Regions from separate parts of the Mus musculus genome. Here region 2 is linked to region 1. Evidence: chromatin loops called from intact Hi-C (ENCODE). Cell type or tissue: heart. All regions are shown on one strand. Links, peaks and the distances in the headings refer to the core of each region. The heading gives the core; the rest is flanking DNA. Region 1 holds the start of Hs6st2 (heparan sulfate 6-O-sulfotransferase 2). Region 2 overlaps Hs6st2 (heparan sulfate 6-O-sulfotransferase 2).

The links. Peaks named below come from ENCODE experiments on the same cell type or tissue, not always from the same donor. Only the 100,000 strongest peaks of a DNase experiment are listed, where the experiment ranks them.
Region 2: a loop joins it to region 1, with 2.8 times the contacts of the local background. A loop is called at or near these places in 3 of 42 quality-filtered maps.

The regions. Positions count from the first base shown.
Region 1 is chrX:51,677,392-51,685,723 of GRCm38, reverse strand. It overlaps Hs6st2 (heparan sulfate 6-O-sulfotransferase 2), which reads left to right and starts at 4,122. Exons shown (of 5, transcript NM_001077202.2): 1 at 4,122-4,549; 2 at 5,316-5,834. The coding sequence starts at 4,122. Gm35727 (a long non-coding RNA gene) reads right to left here and starts at 3,967. Exons shown (of 3, transcript XR_391681.3): 1 at 3,847-3,967. In heart, for the core only: a CTCF peak has its summit at 5,221; no DNase peak of the experiment used is centred there; H3K4me3 peaks cover 3,280 bases; H3K27ac peaks cover 2,253 bases; H3K27me3 peaks cover 3,676 bases.
Region 2 is chrX:51,393,048-51,401,379 of GRCm38, reverse strand. The region is part of intron 4 of Hs6st2 (heparan sulfate 6-O-sulfotransferase 2); the gene reads left to right. Among named protein-coding and RNA genes, the nearest start is that of Mbnl3, 190 kb to the right of the region's middle. In heart, for the core only: a CTCF peak has its summit at 3,755 (motif pointing left); no DNase peak of the experiment used is centred there.

The DNA.
Region 1 (8,332 bases), core at 278-8,277:
ATGCACGGCACCCCAGCATTTTCCTCCTTTTTTAATTTGTTGAGCCCCGGGTTTTGTCAGGCCAGAAATCAAAGCTCTGTGTCTTGTGAGGGGAAACAGGACTATGGAGAGGGATATGTGTAACACACCCAACCTGTTTATAATATTAAAGCTTGAGCTCCACAATAGCATTTCATTAAGTACTGCTGTTCATTCAGTTTGGAGAGACACATAAATACAGAATGCATTGGCACTACCATTTGCATGCCTTCAATCTTTGTGACAAAAATTGCCTATTATTGAGAATATGAGCATTTTCAAAAATTATAGACAGCTGGAAAAACGGGGTTGACGCGAATACTCAGGATGAGGAGAAAGCATACTGTTTTATGCTTTGTAGTAAATGTGACACACTCTCTCTAATATTGTTTCCACTATTTCTATTCTAATTTGAACAGGAGACCCTGCTGTTGCTACTGTATTATAGGCCCACAACAAATGTAACTGCTGAGATCCTGTGTCGCTAATGCCACAGAATGCTATAGAATTTCATTTTGAGGACCAGGAATCCAAACTTTCTCCCACTGCCTGTGGCATTTTGGCTCTTGAAGCAGACAAGTAACTTTGGTCTTGGCATTATCAGATCAAAAAAAGTTCTCTTTGAATCTCATTAACCTTGCTGTCCTACACAAAGGGGACAAAAGAAGCCCAGCAAGGAAGTGGTTTCCCTGGCCTACTAGGTGTTCTTAGCATCCTAGTCAAGGTGTGCTCAGAAACTAGGGCAGAGAGAAAGACATCAGGATTAGCATATGAAAGCAGTCAAGTGACTGAAGGACCCTAACCTCTCCCCACCTGGGCTGTCTGTAACCAAGCAGAGCATCCCAGGGAAATGCAAGCAATCTGCAAGTGTGGGAGAAAGCAGCAGTGACCTAGAAAGGGTCATTGTGGGGAGATGGGATTTTTGAGCCTGGGATCTCACCCATTCTCAAGAGCACCATTGTCTTTCTTAATGGACTGCAACTATTTCTATCACAATCCACGCGTCCCTACTTCACTTCTTTGTTCTGTGACAAAAGAACCTGGCCATTTCAGTGGGTGCCCTCTGGATTCAGATTCATGCTTATAACAAAGGACTCTTGCCAGAGCCGCCTGTTGTCCTCTCAGTCTCAAGCACCCAGATGCAGGGCTTCTCACACTCCACTTACTATACAAGCCAGACTGACCTTTGTGCTCTCTGAATCATCAACCTTTTGTTGAAAATCATTGAAGGACAGTTCTGTGAAAAATACTGAAAACCTCACCACATTTTGGAATTAATCAGAGGCTCTGCTCAGACTGCAATGTCCTCCTTACCTTCCAAGTACTGAAACCTACATGCTTATACCTACTGCAACTAAAGTTCCTCCAAGGAGATAGAAAGCCAAAGACTTTACAATTCAGCCTGCTCTTTTGCACTTCACCTCCCATCTCAATATCTCTCTGGAAGAAACACTCTTGTGTGTCCAACCTGCAGTCTGCAGCCAGCTTGCTGAGAATAGCTGTGAATGTGGTCCAAGAAAAAATGATAAATTTGCTTAAAACATTATGAGCTAGATTCAGGGACTCAGGCTCTTTATCCCATCATTCAACAGGCAGAAGCAGCAGGATTTCTGTGAGTTCAAGTTCAATCTGGTCGACACAGCATGTTCTAAGTCTTCCAGGACTACATAGAATGTATCTCAAAGCAACCAACATTTTGAGATTTATTTTTTGCTATCAGTATTTTATTATTTAGAGGTGTGTGTGTGTGTGTGTGTGTGTGTGTGTGTGTGTGTGTGCACACGCATGCACGAGAGCATTTCTGTTCCTGTGGAGGTCAGATGGCAACTTGAGATAATTGGTTCTCTCCTTTCACCATGTGGGTCTAAGGGATTGAACTCAGATAGTCAGGCTTGGCAGCAGGTGCTGAACCATCTGCTGGCCCCCATGATTTTTTTTTTTTTTTTTTGTCTCACAAACATGAAGGGGGGAGGGTCAAGAAATGGTGTGTATATGGAAGTCTACTTCACTGAGCTGTTGTATATATTCACATTAATAATGTGTTAGCAGAGTACTGTATCTCAGAAACTGCAGTTTTCTTCCTTTGGCTCTGCAGAGATAAACCTGACTAACCCTTTCCCTATTTGCCTGTGTGTGTGTGTGTGTGTGTGTGTGTGTGTGTGTGTGTGTGTTTACATCTCTGCACAGGTTTCTTTTTTGGGAAAATCCTGGTTTTCCCTGGTGCTGCTCACCACCTTCATCTACCTTCAACCCAAGGTAATTTCCTTTCCCATATTCCAATCCCATTAATCCTTCTTAAATAGAAATTCCATAATTAGTACCTGTGGGCTTGAATGTGTGAACCACCAGTTTCACAAAGTATTTTCTTAAGGATCTACTGAATGCCATTATAATGCTGATAACGTGACTGGAGGAACCTTCTATGTGCTGTCCTTGAGGAGGATAGCTACCTACTGTGTCAACCAAAGAGGCCACTGTGTGGGTGGCCATGGAAATGGTGATCCCTGTTGCTTCAGGGCTTACATCCTTACCTGCCCCCAGCGGGGAGTAGGGCCTATTCCACAGACTCAGGGGAGCTTTCTGGGGAGCCAAGGTCTATTTTGTGTACTGCAGCATCCAGTTCCTTTGTACAACTTTGCTCCTAGAGATCAGGGCCAGAGATGCAGGGATGCCATGAATGGAGTATTTCCAAAAGATTGTGTTGACACCTAGTATTGACACCTGCAGCAGCTAGACAAAGAATCCTTTAGTGTCCCTGTAGATTCCCTGGGGCATGGGTAAGTACAGCTAGGACTGGGGATTCTGAGTAGAAGGGCTAGGTGACAGTTAAAAAAAAATGGCCTGACAAGAACCCTTCTTTAACTAGCCTCACACTCATTTGGTACACCTAGGCAAGAAGCATTGCAGATAAACATCACCTAGTATTTTGAGTTGCCTAAAGGTTTCTACATTTTATCCTCACACTAGCCTAATTGGTTAAAATGGAGGCATTACTATTAGTCTTATGTGACAGAAGAGGAAATTGAGCCTCAGGAAGGGCAAATTATTTTGCCATAGTTTCTGTAAGCAAGTGGAATAATCCCAAGGGCTCCTGAATCAGGCTTTGCATGCTGCTCCACTGTGCAAGGGAGATAATGTTCTGGAGAGAAACACCCCTATACTAGCTAGCACTCAGCTTACAGCATCCTTTTCCAGTGGCCACCACCACCGGTGCTACTACTTTGAAACATTGCTGCTAACCCACACATCTTGTGCATCAGTTAGGCTGGGAGTGCATGTTCAGTAATGGAAACTCCAGTGTCTTCATGCACTGCACATTCCCCCATTCATTAGCTAGGAAATGTCTGCGACCCAGCTTGCCAGGGGCCTTGTTCTGAAGGAATATCCCTTCTTAAATCTCTGCAGCCCTGTTTTCCCAGATGAAAAGAGCCCTTGGACAACTGGGCTTGATAATAAACCCATACATATTTATTTAGAGACATGTTCTAATTATGAAAAAACTAAAAGGTTGGATCGTGCTTGGTTTTCTGAGAATAAATCCCGGTTCTGTGCTGTGTGACCTTGGGTGCATATCTAATTCTCTCTGGGCTTCAGATTCTTCATATGCCACAACACCTTGAGCAAGATGGTCTGACTCTGATGTGGTGTGTAGTTAGACATCCATCCATTCAATCAACGGTAGTGAGTGAGTGAAATCTTTCTGAGGGCGGTGGGCTTGGTGCATGAGATTCATAAGGGGACAGGAATTAGAGTGAGAGTGCTTTGAAAATGCTCAAAAATCCCCCGTGTAAGGTTTTTTAGTCATGCTTTATTGCCATGCTGACTTACCTTTTCAGAAAATACCCCCCTCTTCCGTTGCAGAATGGAAATTGGCAAAGAGAGAGGGAAAGGGTCCAATTTGCGCCTTTGCTATTTTAAGGGAGGCTGAAATTATGAGCCAAAGTGGAGTGATGCGCTCTCTGGAGTGACCTCCGTTCTCCAACACAGGAGAAAACCCAGGTCTTTTGCTTGTGAAGTGGCTGGGGCTCTTGGGCGCGAGGCATTATTATATAAATTCAGGCTCGCTCCTGATCCTTAGTACCCTGAGTTGCCTGAAGGGGGGAATGGCACTGCCTGCGTTTGCAGCCCGGGCGCTCGGGCCGCCACTGCAACCGGAGCAAGGAGCGCCCGCCCGCACCACCTGTCCCCGCCGGCATTCCAGAGTAGAGGCCGAATTGGCAGCAAGCCGGCCCGGGTCTGTTGCCGCCTCAGTCCGCGCCGGCCCTCCTAGGGGTGTGTCTCTCGGATTCAACTCCCCGCCGCTCCAGGACAAGCCCCCAAAGGCATTTTCTTCCTTGGCGGGAGCCTTGCGCGCCCCGCTCTTCGCGCTGCTGCCTCGAGGCCGCCGCAGGCGGATGCACGACCTCAGGCGACGCTGGGACCTGGGCTCCCTCTGCCGGGCCCTGCTCACTCGGGGCCTGGCAGCCGTGGGCCACTCGCTCAAGCACGTGCTCAGTGCGATCTTCTCCAAGATTTTCGGTCCCTTGGCCAGGTACGTGGTGAGCGAACGTGGGGCTTTCGCTCCGGGTCCAGGGTGAGCCCGGGCGGCGGGAGGAGGGAAGGCAGTTGGGAGCGAGGGCAAGGCTCAAAGTTCCAGGGTGCCGGTGGTGGCGGGGCTGGGGGACTCGAGACGGGTTGAGCGCGCAACTGACCGCTGTTCCGCGGGAAAGGGCTGCGCTGCCTCTGCTTGCAAAGTCAGGCAGCCCGCGGGCTCCTTCCTTCTCCCCCTGGGGAACCCCGAAGCCCCAGCTCACTTCTAGAGGCCACCCGGTGAGCAACGGGACGCGCGCCAAGGGAGCCCGGGTTTAGGGTCAGCAGCTCGCGCACAAGGAGGGAAATGGGGTCCGGGGCCCCAGAGAGTCCCGCGGGCCAACGGGATGGGGATGGGAGCTCGAGAGAGGAGAGCGGGAAGCACCCAGCGCCTGAAGAGGGGTGGCGTGAGTTAGGGAGTAGAGAGACCAGGACCGGAGGGATCCTGCGGCCGCGGAGTGGGTCGGGGTTTTTCCGCGGGGGAGGGGGCCAACGGCCAGCGGGATGGAGTCGGGGTGAGGGGGGGTGTGCGGCAGAAGCCACAGCGCTGAGCCTGCCGGGAAGGAAGGAAGCGGGGAAGGGCGCCGCCGCCGCCGTGGTGGAGTACTCGGTACGGACGGGAGGGGAAAGGGGCGCAACGGTGGCGCCACGGGGAGGGGGCGGTGCGGGAGCGAGGCGAGCACGGGCCAAGCTGCGGGATTGACGTAACGAGCTTGGGTTTCCCCCAGCGTCGGGAACATGGATGAGAAATCTAACAAGCTGCTGCTGGCTTTGGTGATGCTCTTCCTATTTGCGGTGATCGTCCTCCAATACGTGTGCCCCGGCACAGAATGCCAGCTCCTCCGCCTGCAGGCGTTCAGCTCCCCGGTGCCGGATCCGTACCGCTCGGAGGATGAGAGTTCGGCCAGGTTTGTACCCCGCTACAATTTCAGCCGCGGCGATCTCCTGCGCAAGGTAGACTTCGACATCAAGGGCGATGACCTGATCGTGTTCCTGCACATCCAGAAGACTGGGGGCACCACTTTTGGCCGTCACCTGGTGCGCAACATCCAGCTGGAGCAGCCATGTGAGTGCCGCGTGGGGCAGAAGAAATGCACTTGCCACCGGCCGGGTAAGAGGGAGACCTGGCTCTTCTCCAGGTTCTCCACCGGCTGGAGCTGCGGGCTGCATGCCGACTGGACCGAGCTCACCAGCTGCGTGCCGGCGGTGGTGGATGGCAAGCGCGACGCCAGGCTGAGACCTTCCAGGTGAGTCTCAGTGAGTCCCTTAAGGGTGGTCACGGACCTGGGCCACAGTGAACCAGGGGCGGGAAAGGCTGTTTCTGTAGTTGCTGTGGGTCCCCGTGTACACCTTGGCGCCCAGTCCCTGCTGGGTAGACACTAGAGCCTATCTTAGTTGCTCTGTCAGGAAGCATCTGGGCTGCAGCCCAGGACAGCCGGTCTGCCCATCAGAAGGTTAGCCTGCTTGCTGAGTGAGTGTGGGGAAAGCGGCCTGGCTGCCTGGAAAGTCGCCCAGCAGCCGCAAGGACTGGACACTACACTCTGAGCACTAGAAAGTCCTAAAGAACCGTGCTCTGCATGCAGATTCTCAGGCCCATCCTCCTTATCCTCTCCTCCCTTCTGCACCTGGTCCCAAAGACCAGGCTTGTTCTCCTTCCATTCCCGTCCAGCATTCCCCCTCCCCTCCCTTTTAGTTTCTGGCTTTCTCTAGTGGGAAATTCTCTGCCCATCTTGTCTGCTGTTGGTTACTTCTTCCTTCCTTTTTCCTGGTCTTTCTCTTTCTATCTGCTGTTCCCCTTTCCCCTTTTCTTCTCTCTCTCTTTCTCACCTTTCTCTTTCTTCTTTCCCTGACTTCTATCACCTCCCTACCTCCAGGCCCCACTTTTCTCTGGAGAGCAGATGTCATTCTGCCACTGTTTGGGGACGCTCAGGGAGAGCTCCTGGCTCTCATCTTGTGCCCCTTACCGTTGCCCACACTTGAAGTGTCCATCATACTTTTCGAATATAAGGACGCACTTGGCCTGCTCGGTGACCAGGAAAGTAGCTCTGGACCCTGCATAGGGCTCAGGAGTCATAGGAGTGCTAGGAGCTTGTTCTGAGGCTCAGAAATCCAGGAGCCTCAGCATCCATGGTCAGCTCAGGTTCTTGCCAACAGGGAATGAATGAAATAGAAAAAACTGGTTTGTGGATAATCTGTAGCCAGTGAGGAGGCATTTTCTTCGGTTTAGCTGTTATGGCAGTTCCTGGAGGTCATGGGGTACTGTGAAGTGGACAAAAGGAGCTGCTTTGGAGTGAAATCAATCCAGCCAGAGCTATTGTTTTGCAGAGCCCTTGAAAACAAATCTGGACCAGGGCAGGGAGTCTAGCTGAGTTACTTGCAGGGAGTGAAATTGGGGTCTTCTGGTGAGCAATCACCATAGTGTCTTGCTCTGTCCATTTTGGTGACTTCTTGGGCTCTCAAAGGTTCTGCTGCCACTGCTGCTTTTGTTCACTTGGACCCCTCCTGCCTTACACAGCCTATGCTCACCTCACTTCCTAGCTGAAGTGATGTTTTACAGGTAGCTGTAAAGGATGAACTGTAGGTACGATGATTTCTTCTATCTAGCTTTAGCAAAGGGAGCCCCTGGTTTTCTGGTCACACCAGTTTACAGTGGCCTTTCTCAAAGGCCGGAGTCCTGGCTGAATCCTTTGAACTTTCATTTTTCTTTCTACACTAACAGGTTTGTTTTCCTATCACAAGAGATCCTTGGCCACAGACAGAAAGGCTGAGTGTCAGTTCATGGCAAGAATTGGGTTAAGTCGTCACAACAGCATTGTGCTGTTTAAGAAAGTCCCCTTCAGATCTGGCAGTACTGTAAATGATCTCTTATGCTAGCTAGCTTGTAGGTGTACTGAAGAATTGTGATCACAAACAATGTTTAGGGCGAAAGTAGACTTCCACACCTACAACAGTGGGGGTAGTGGTGGTGGAGATTAGAAGTCTTAACTGCTGTCGAAGCCATAGCTGTGTCTAGCATTGTATATGACATGTGTGCCTATACCAGTTCCTTTGAACATGTAGGTCAGGGTGTGATATCTGCAAATAGACTCTTAATGTGGTCTGAATTATCTATTCAGTTGAAGCAAAATTGTTTGTAATACAATATAGTTTTCTCAGGCATTAAAAGGGTGATATCATAGTGCCATCTAGTCTAATCAAAGAAGAACCACGTTTGGAAAAGTCAGTTGATTGTACGGTATTTATGAAAATGAAATAAAATTTCCTAGAGAAATACAATATCACCTCTTTATTAGTTCACTCCTTTCTGCCTATCTCCAGAATTATCAGTGATTGCCTAAAGGATCCAGACTTTTCCAGGCTATTGAGAGATCCCTGCTTGCAGGATGACAGTACTGACAACGTGTATGCATCATGTGTGCTTGTACATGGGAGATGAAAATTTAGTAGTCGACGCAACTGCACAGCTAGCGGTTTGTAGACATACTCGTCTCAGGACTACAGAATAAACCTCTAAATCCCTAGTAGTGCAGTCTATGTGGAGAGAACATTCTATTTTGTAATGAGTTTTCATAGTGTCTTGTTATTCCTCCGGGAATGTGTACTATCTTTTGGAGAATGGCAGACAGGACAAGAATATTCCCTTTTTATCAGAAGACAATGAGTGACATGCAAAGAGGCTGAATGACGTTTCCAAGGTCATTGAGGTCTTTAGTGACACAGCAGAAATCTGACTCCATTTCTGTCT
Region 2 (8,332 bases), core at 209-8,208, 280 kb after region 1:
GAGTCTGATTTTGAAGGATGGCTGACTTGAACCTTTCGGCTGAATATCCTTATCTATATAACACCAGCAGCAATGCTAGTAGCTAATACTTTTCGAGTATTACCTTCTAAGCCCCTCAGCTTCAAAGGTCACAGGAGCCTCTGTTCCCTCCATAGATGTATAGGTTCCTGAGTCAGATGTCACTGAGCTCTCAGTTGTATTATTTCCTAGTTGAAACACAGAGCATGTTGTGTTCTACATTTTGTGTTGGTCAATAAAAAGGCAGGGCAGACACATTGGATTTCCGGGTTAAGAGATTATAGGAAACTAGGAAACATCATCTAAAGAGTGAGACATAACCCATAGCAACCACAGAGAGTCTGCTTAGAAGACTCCTTGCCTGTTTCTGATGCCATGGGTGTGAGATTTCCACTCTGAACTCCCATTTCCACTCTGAACTCTCAACTACCCATTTTGGCATTGGAAGAAGGAATAGATCCATTTCCTATCACTGGCATCAGATGCCTACCCTCAGGGGATGGCAGGTTGGCATGAAATTTCACATGCAAATAATAGAAAGACTCAGAACCCTGAGAAATACCATATGGGTAAGAAGGGGTTCCTGGAAGGGAAGTTGGGTAGCCTGAGTTGGTTAATAAATTTGCAAACTAGTGTGCATGTGACTTAGAGAAATTATATCCTTCATGCCCCCTACCACTCCCCTGGACTACCTCATGTGCACACTACAGAGGGCTTTTTCCAAAAGTTCTCTCCACCTAAAAAACACTTGGAGTATTAATGAACCACAACTCACAACGTAATTTTAGAATGCAAAAGTAGAGGTGGTGGGGAGGTGGCGTAAAGCTTTTCATGATGCCAGGCAATTGAGTGGATTCTGGATAAATCCTGGTGAGCACGGCTCATAAAGCTTGGAATTTCACATCTTGTTAAAAAAAAAAAAAAAAACCTCAAGCTTTCTCACTGGTTGCAACACCGTTTAGATTTATGTACTTTGCAACCTGTGGGGCTTTGGGAAAGAGGGGAATTGCTTTCTTAAAAGTGTTAATACCCCCATGGCAGATTATGTGAAGAATGCTTTCTTGAATATGAATTTAGACATATTAGAAGTCTTTCTTTTCCATAAAGGAAAAAAATTGAATTATTGTCTGCTCTGTAAAACATGTCGCCATGCTTCAGTTTTAGTGGAGGGCATTTGTGCTCTGATGAAGTTTCCCATATCACAGATAGATAGGCCCACTGCTAATTAGCTAGAGATGGGAGATCAATTTGTTAAAATGTTACTTTACACACAGAGAACTGTGCTCCAAGAGGAGCAGAATACATCCATGTGTTTCTTAAAGACTGGGAAATGTCTTGAGACACCTGCCATTAAGAACATTTGTTGTTGTCTAGGTGTCATAGAGTATGCCACACCAACCTAGATAGTATAGTACAATGTATGCCTAGGCTGCATTTTCATCTTGGACAGCTATAATATGTGAGTTTCATCTTTGACAAAAATAACATATCTTATATGGTGGGAATGAGACCTTCAGCCCGATTCCAGGTTGGTTTGCTGTTCAGTAGATGCTCCCTTAAGTGACCATAGTAAGTTTCAGTCATCCTATAGCTCTGGACAGGATAGGCCCTGTCCCATTTGGATTCCTGGGTGAAGCAAGGCAAATGATGGGCCCAGGGTATTAACTTGAAAGGGTAAAGTAGAGAGGGGTTCAGCATCCACATCATTTGAGACTGCCAGTGCTGAGAAGACAATGAAATGAAATCATGGGTATCAATGCTCTGCATCGCTCACTATCTGCAACTGTGATGGCTCACTCTTTTCACTAGATAAAGCTTGACTACAAAGCCACAAGACTGTTGTGGCAAATGTACCAAAACCAGAACATCTGAATGAGCGTCCACCCGCTTCAAAGTACTCCCCTCGCGGAGCCCCACTCTTCTTTAATGAGGTTGCTGCCACTGCTGATCACAGCGCTTATGGAACTCCTCTTTGGGGACTGCCAATATATGAGGCACACAAGAAAATCAATTCAAACAGCAACTGCGAGTCCCATTAGAGGCATATTTGCTTTTAATTCAATTTACTGTACTTTTATTTAGCCTAGGCTTACATATTAATGTTGTTTGAACTGCAAGTCATCCTGCTTGCTTGGACTTTGTTATTTACTTGCACTGAGAGGATCAAAGCACTTACTTTAGACCTTTTTAGCTGAGCGTGGGGACCAGGCTTTCAGCATTAATGACTCAATCACATGTATACCCCCTACCGTCCATTCAGTTTACTCAGGACCACCAACTACAATTCCTGTTTTTCTATCACTCTTCATTACTCTAAAACCAAGGGAAGGTGTGGAAAGGTTGAGCTTTCAGGAAAAATATCAGAAGCAAGCTCTAGGTATAGTAAAATTTTGCTCCTATTGATTTGGCTTAAGAAACTGTTTCCTTTCTTAAATTAACTTTTTATTGATCACTCCTATGTTCTTAACTGCTATGAGTTTGCTGGCCTTCTTCCATTTTTTTTAAATGGCTTTGATATTTATTTCCTCTATGGCCTGTGTAGAAAAAAATCTTATGATGGCCTTTTGTGAAGCAGTGAACCCAAAGAAAAGCCAATGTTTACAGCTTGATACTAGGAACTTTGTTCAGGGAATGGTTCCTGGATGGCTCCTGACAGAAATGAACATGCCCAGAGACTCTCCAACCAGAGGCCCGGGGTTTCTTTCTCTTAGGGCTTCACTTGGTTGGAAAGACTTCTGGTTGATGACACCACACTTAGGCCAGACATTCCTAGCTCCACTTTATCAGCTCCAAGAGAGCTCACTAATACATAGGCTTCAGAGCCCTGAGACCCATGCTTTGGAATAGTGAACAACTCAAAAAGTGTCTAGAGCCATGGTTCCCAGCCTGTGGCTCACGACTCCTTTGGGGCCAGAATGACCCTTGCACTGCATATAAGATATTTATATTATGGTTCAGAACAGTAGCAAAATTGCAGTTATGAAGTAGCCACAAAAATAACGTTATGGTTGGCCGTCACCACAACATGAGGAACAGCATTAGGAAGGTTGAGGACCACTGCCCTAGAGCATGGCGGTGGGGTGCTAGGGCATCACATTTGAAACCGCTCCTTTCAGTTCTTCTCAAAGCTGGAAGTCCTAGGGTTTTGTCCCTGAACTGGAATGGGAAAAATAGCTTGAGAAATAACCTTAGATTATGTTGTTCCTCTCAGTGTCCATTTCTTAGTGCATAAGTGACAGGCACAAAGCACTCCTAGCTATAAGCCTATGGCGAGGAAGTGCCATTCTCAGCAGCCAGACCTTTCTCCTTATTTGGAGTTAGTGCGTTCTTTAAAAGTCAGTTGAATGCCCTCTCCATTCTCAAGGGCTCTCAGCAACTTGTGGCTTCTGGGTAAGGCCTTCCATCTCTTAGGACCTCTGCTCCCCCTGCTTCTAAAGTGCAGGGCTTGAATCAGACGATGCACTGCTGCAGTGATTTCTTCTCGCTGGGACAATGCCAAGCTTCAGTAACTTACAACTTAGGTTCTTATTGCAGGATAAGTAAATGGTGAAACAAGGAGGAAACTGTGGTTGTTGCTTTTTTGCTGTCTTCCATTTTAAAACCCATGATCTTCCCAACTTCCTTTAAAGAGCCCTACTGCATAAGAAGTCAGGCACAGCAGCTGACTATAACCACATCTTAAATGCTCCAGCACCAGTACAAAATGGTATATCTGCTACTAAATAGTGACATCTAGTGGCTTTCCAATACCAAGGGCTCTGATACACATTTTCTTGTTAACCCCATACCCCACAAGCTTTGCTGCTTTGGCTGCCTTCATTCAATACTCTTTCATTAATCACTTACTTTATGTCAGACATTATGCTAGGCCCAGAGGAGCTCATATTGATAAACAATACATATTCTCTACTCTGCAAAGGGGAAGACAGTATAATCACTAGACAATCATAGCATTCTGTAGTGAATGTTCCAATAGTAGCTTCCCAAGACAACCACGGCAGAGGCAGGGAGCTTATTTTGTCCTGAAAGGTTTCATGGAGGGGAAAACCTTTGAGTCGAGTTTTGAAGCGGTTGTTGGCTTTTTTTAAAAGGTGGTTTATGAAGGACAAATCTATGTCATCTGAATGAGTGGGTACACTATATACAAAGGCAGGGGCCTTGTGGAGTCGTTGACTATGATAAACTTGAAAAATGAAAAGTATTTTTATATCCTTGAAGCATAAAATGTAGAATGTAATTTCTCAACTGTTGCCATTGAGGGGTGAATGATACTTTGTCTTACGGTGCTTGGCCTTGTAAAATGCTTAGTGAGATTCTAGAGTCGACCCATTGAAACCCAATCCTAACTGCTCCTTCCAGTTGTACCTGTCCAAACATCATTTTTTCTACTGCCAATACCCCCCGAGTTAGCACAGAGAAGGGTGTGCTAATTGGAGATTAGACTGGACAAAAAGAAAGCTGGGCTTCTTGTCGCTATGTGTAATGCAGAAGACCTGGGCTTTTATACTTTTTAGAGTGTCTTATGGGAAGGACTTTTTTTTTATTACTTACTTTCTTTATTTACATTTCAAATGTTATCCCCTTTTATAGTTTCTCCTCTGAAAACCCCCTATGCCCTCCCCCTGCCCCTTCTCACCAACCCACCCACTCCCACTTCCTGGTTCTGGCAGTCCCTACACTGGGTCATTGAGCCTTCACAGGACCTAAGAGCTCTTCTTCCATTGATGACTGACTAGGCCATCCTCTGCTATGTATGCAGTTAGAGCCATGAGTCCCACCATGGGTACTCTTTGATTGGTGGTTTAGTCCCAGGGAGATCTGGGGGTACTGGTTAGTGCATATTGTTGTTCCTCCTAGGGGCTGCAAACCCCTTCAGCTCCTTGGGTCCTTTCTCTAGTTCCTTCATTGGGGGCCCTGTGCTCTGTCCAATGGATAGCTGTGAGCATCCACTTCTGTATTTGTCAGACACTGGCAGATCCTCTCAGGAGACAGCTATATCAGGCTCCTGTCAGCAAGCTCTTGTTGGCATCCACAGGAAAGGACTTACTGCAGAAAGACAGGTCAGATGTATTTCATGTGAATTGTGGAAGTAGTATGGGGCTGGATGCATAAAAGTCCCCTGGGATGCTGCTGTAGCTTTGATCCAATAGAGAAGTGATAAGGGCCTGCCACCTACCAAGATTCAGGATCAGCAGGATTTAGGGAATTGTTTAGATATAAATAATTCCTGAGACAAAGGAATCATAGATTACCCTTGAGTTTCCCACTTACACAGAATTGTCGATGGATTCTCTTGTCTCCATGATGTCTTAACAATGTCTAGACATCGTATGTGTGGAGCAGGCTCACAGTACGATAAGCCCAACAAGATAGAACATACTCATATAAAAATTATGTGGTGTGAGCTTGTTCATCATAGACTGGCAGCAAACACCAATAGCAGCCAGAATCCATTGTGAGCTAGTCTTCCAAGGACCAAGAAATCTACCTGGGGTGCACAGGGTTTCAAATGTGCATGCTGGAGGCAGATGTGGTGGTGGTGCATGCTTGTAATCTGACTGCCGATGAGGCTGAGGCAGGAGGATCATGAGTTCCTGCTCAGTCTGGACTATATAGTGAGTACCAGACCAGCTTGAGCATTTTAGTGAAACCCTGTCTCAAAAATATATATATATATATTAAATATGTATACCTCATTTAGACCACAGTTAAAGACCCCAAATTCAGCCCTGGGTTTTATGTCTGGAACATAATGGGTGTCATATACAAATGATTGAAGTACATTGAAATTCTAGGGTAAAGGAAGAAAGTCTGGGCAATTCTTCCCTAACTCGAGATGTTGTGTTCCTTAGGAAGGACAGGAACAAGGCTGGGACTAAAGACAAGCGCAAGGCTGGGGCTATTTCAGGTGGTTCTTTCTCATCTCAGAATATTGCATTCCAAGCACATTCTGCAGTTATCTCAAAAGCTACAAGCAAGAAACATGGGAAGATTGGGTTAATCCAAGGCCACCTGGAGGGCAGCTGTCTTGAAATAGGAGGTGGCCAGCTGTGGGCTGCCTGCCTTGTGCCACTAGAAGTACCATGGGCATACACATGCCCTGAATGACAAACAGACATTCTATTAACCCAGGAAACTGATGGAGAGTCATAACTCCAATTTCACAATGTGAAACCTGTTCATTTTAATTAAGTGACCCATTTGGTGGCAAGACAATACTGTCCAATTATTACTGAGTGAAACCAAGTGTGTATGATTTTCCTGGGCATGAGCTTGCCTTGCTCTTTGAAAATTAAACCAGTCTGTTTCACAGTACTGGTTGGGTTCATATCAATCTGAAGGGAGATTTCTAGCAAATACCACAGACCTGCAACACCTTGTTCTATTTTAATAAGTGCCTGGATGCAGACATTGCCAACAAGAAAAAAGTATACTGGCAGAGCAGGGGGATGTAATCAGAATCCAGATGCATTTTTGAGAGGATTGGGTTTCCTTTAAAAGGAAGAAATTAAGCAAGGTCATCAGCAACCGACATCCATCCAGGATGGACTGGATTTCAGAAGTCCTCATCAGTTTCCTGGGTTAATGAATGTCTGATCATTCAGTGCACCTGTAGACCCATGATGCCTCGAGTGTCACAAGGCAGTTCACCAAGGCAGTGTCACAAGGCTGACCACCTTCTATTGTGGGGCCAGAAAGATAGTTCAGTGGGTAAAGGCACTTACTGCCAAGTCTAATGGCATGAGTTTGATCCCTAGGACCCACATGGTCCAAGTATCCTCCGCCTGAAAACTGTCCTCTGAATTCCACACAGGTGCCATGGGCATGCACCTGGCATAGGTACATGCATTCATGTACAGATACACAGAGGTAAACAAACAAATAAAAATACATACATACAGACAGACAGACATAAGTGGTGCGTATGTGAAAAATAGAAAAATTCTTTTTGCTCTATCAGTGGTTTGTCATGGCCTCCAAAAGGCTAACTGCAATTTGATCTGAGGACACAAGAACAGAAATGCTGTCACAATGAGGGAAGTTGCTTTCTTGACATTTGTTAGATCATGCCCAGAGGCCATGTTCAAATAAATTGGAATCTAATCAGAGGCAAACAACAGGGTGGTAAGGACCTTAAAGTAATACAGAGAATAGGGAACAACCACAGAGCATAAAGAGAAGCGTTGGGTCCATAAAGCTGCCGTCAGATGCCTAATTCTAGGTTGCTTGTCTGAATGTGTAAGTCTACTTCCCACCCTCAAAGTTATCCTCCAGAAACCTAAGAAGCACCTTTCATGTAAGCTCCCTCTCCCTCTCCCTCTCCATTGATTTTTGTCTCTGTGACAGATGCGTATGAATCCCATACCATGGCACCTACATCCTGTCTCAACCTGACCGCCAATCCCTCTCCAGTTCCTGCCAGACTCCTCTGCTGCCCACTATTTTTCCACGAAGCAGGCTGCTTTACACTTCTGTGCCATTCATTGTTCTTTCCCTTCTGTCTCTTCTTCCTTTGTCTCATTCTTCCTTTAGGCAAACCTAAAGATGCCATCAGGGTGCTATCCTCACATTCTGTTCTTGCTTCCATTTGCTAGCCTGTATGTTGTCCTAGGTTCCCCAGACTCCTCCATGGTTCTCTCTGCTTCCCTTGGTTCTTTCTCCACAGCCGAGCATAGTAGGGACCAAGAGGGAGCAAGTACACACTGCTGGAATATCTATCCATGTGTCTGGATTTATTGGCTTCCTCCAAATCACTTATTGGCTATTTCCTTTCAAGTTCTTTTGTCAGAATACTAAACATCCTACATCCTTAGTCTGGCAAAACCTCCAAGGTATTATTAATTTATGTTTGTTCGTGTGGATACTCAAGCACATGTGTGTATGAGTGCCAAGAAGTCAATGTCTATGACTTTTGAGACAGGGTCTCTCAGTAAATCTGGATATCACTGACTGGTCTCATCTGGCTGTCCAGTGAATAGTTCCACACACCTCTGCCTCTACAGTTGTGGAATTACAGGCACATCCTGCTACACCTGGATTTTTATGTGGATTCTGGAGATCTGAGCTCAGGTCCTCATGTTTGCACACCAAGCACTTTACCAGCTGAGCCTTCATCGTGGACCCTGATGGAGTGTGTTTACATGGTTTCTAACCTCTGTCACACAAGGTGACTTCGAAGACCAATGAACACTCCATCCGCACATTCTCAGCTGCATTAGGTGCTCCCAATTGAGCCCTTAGGTCATTGAGAAGGTTTCCCCTGAGGACTGGGCTATTAACATAATCTTAACATAATCTCCAGTATTAGGTACCT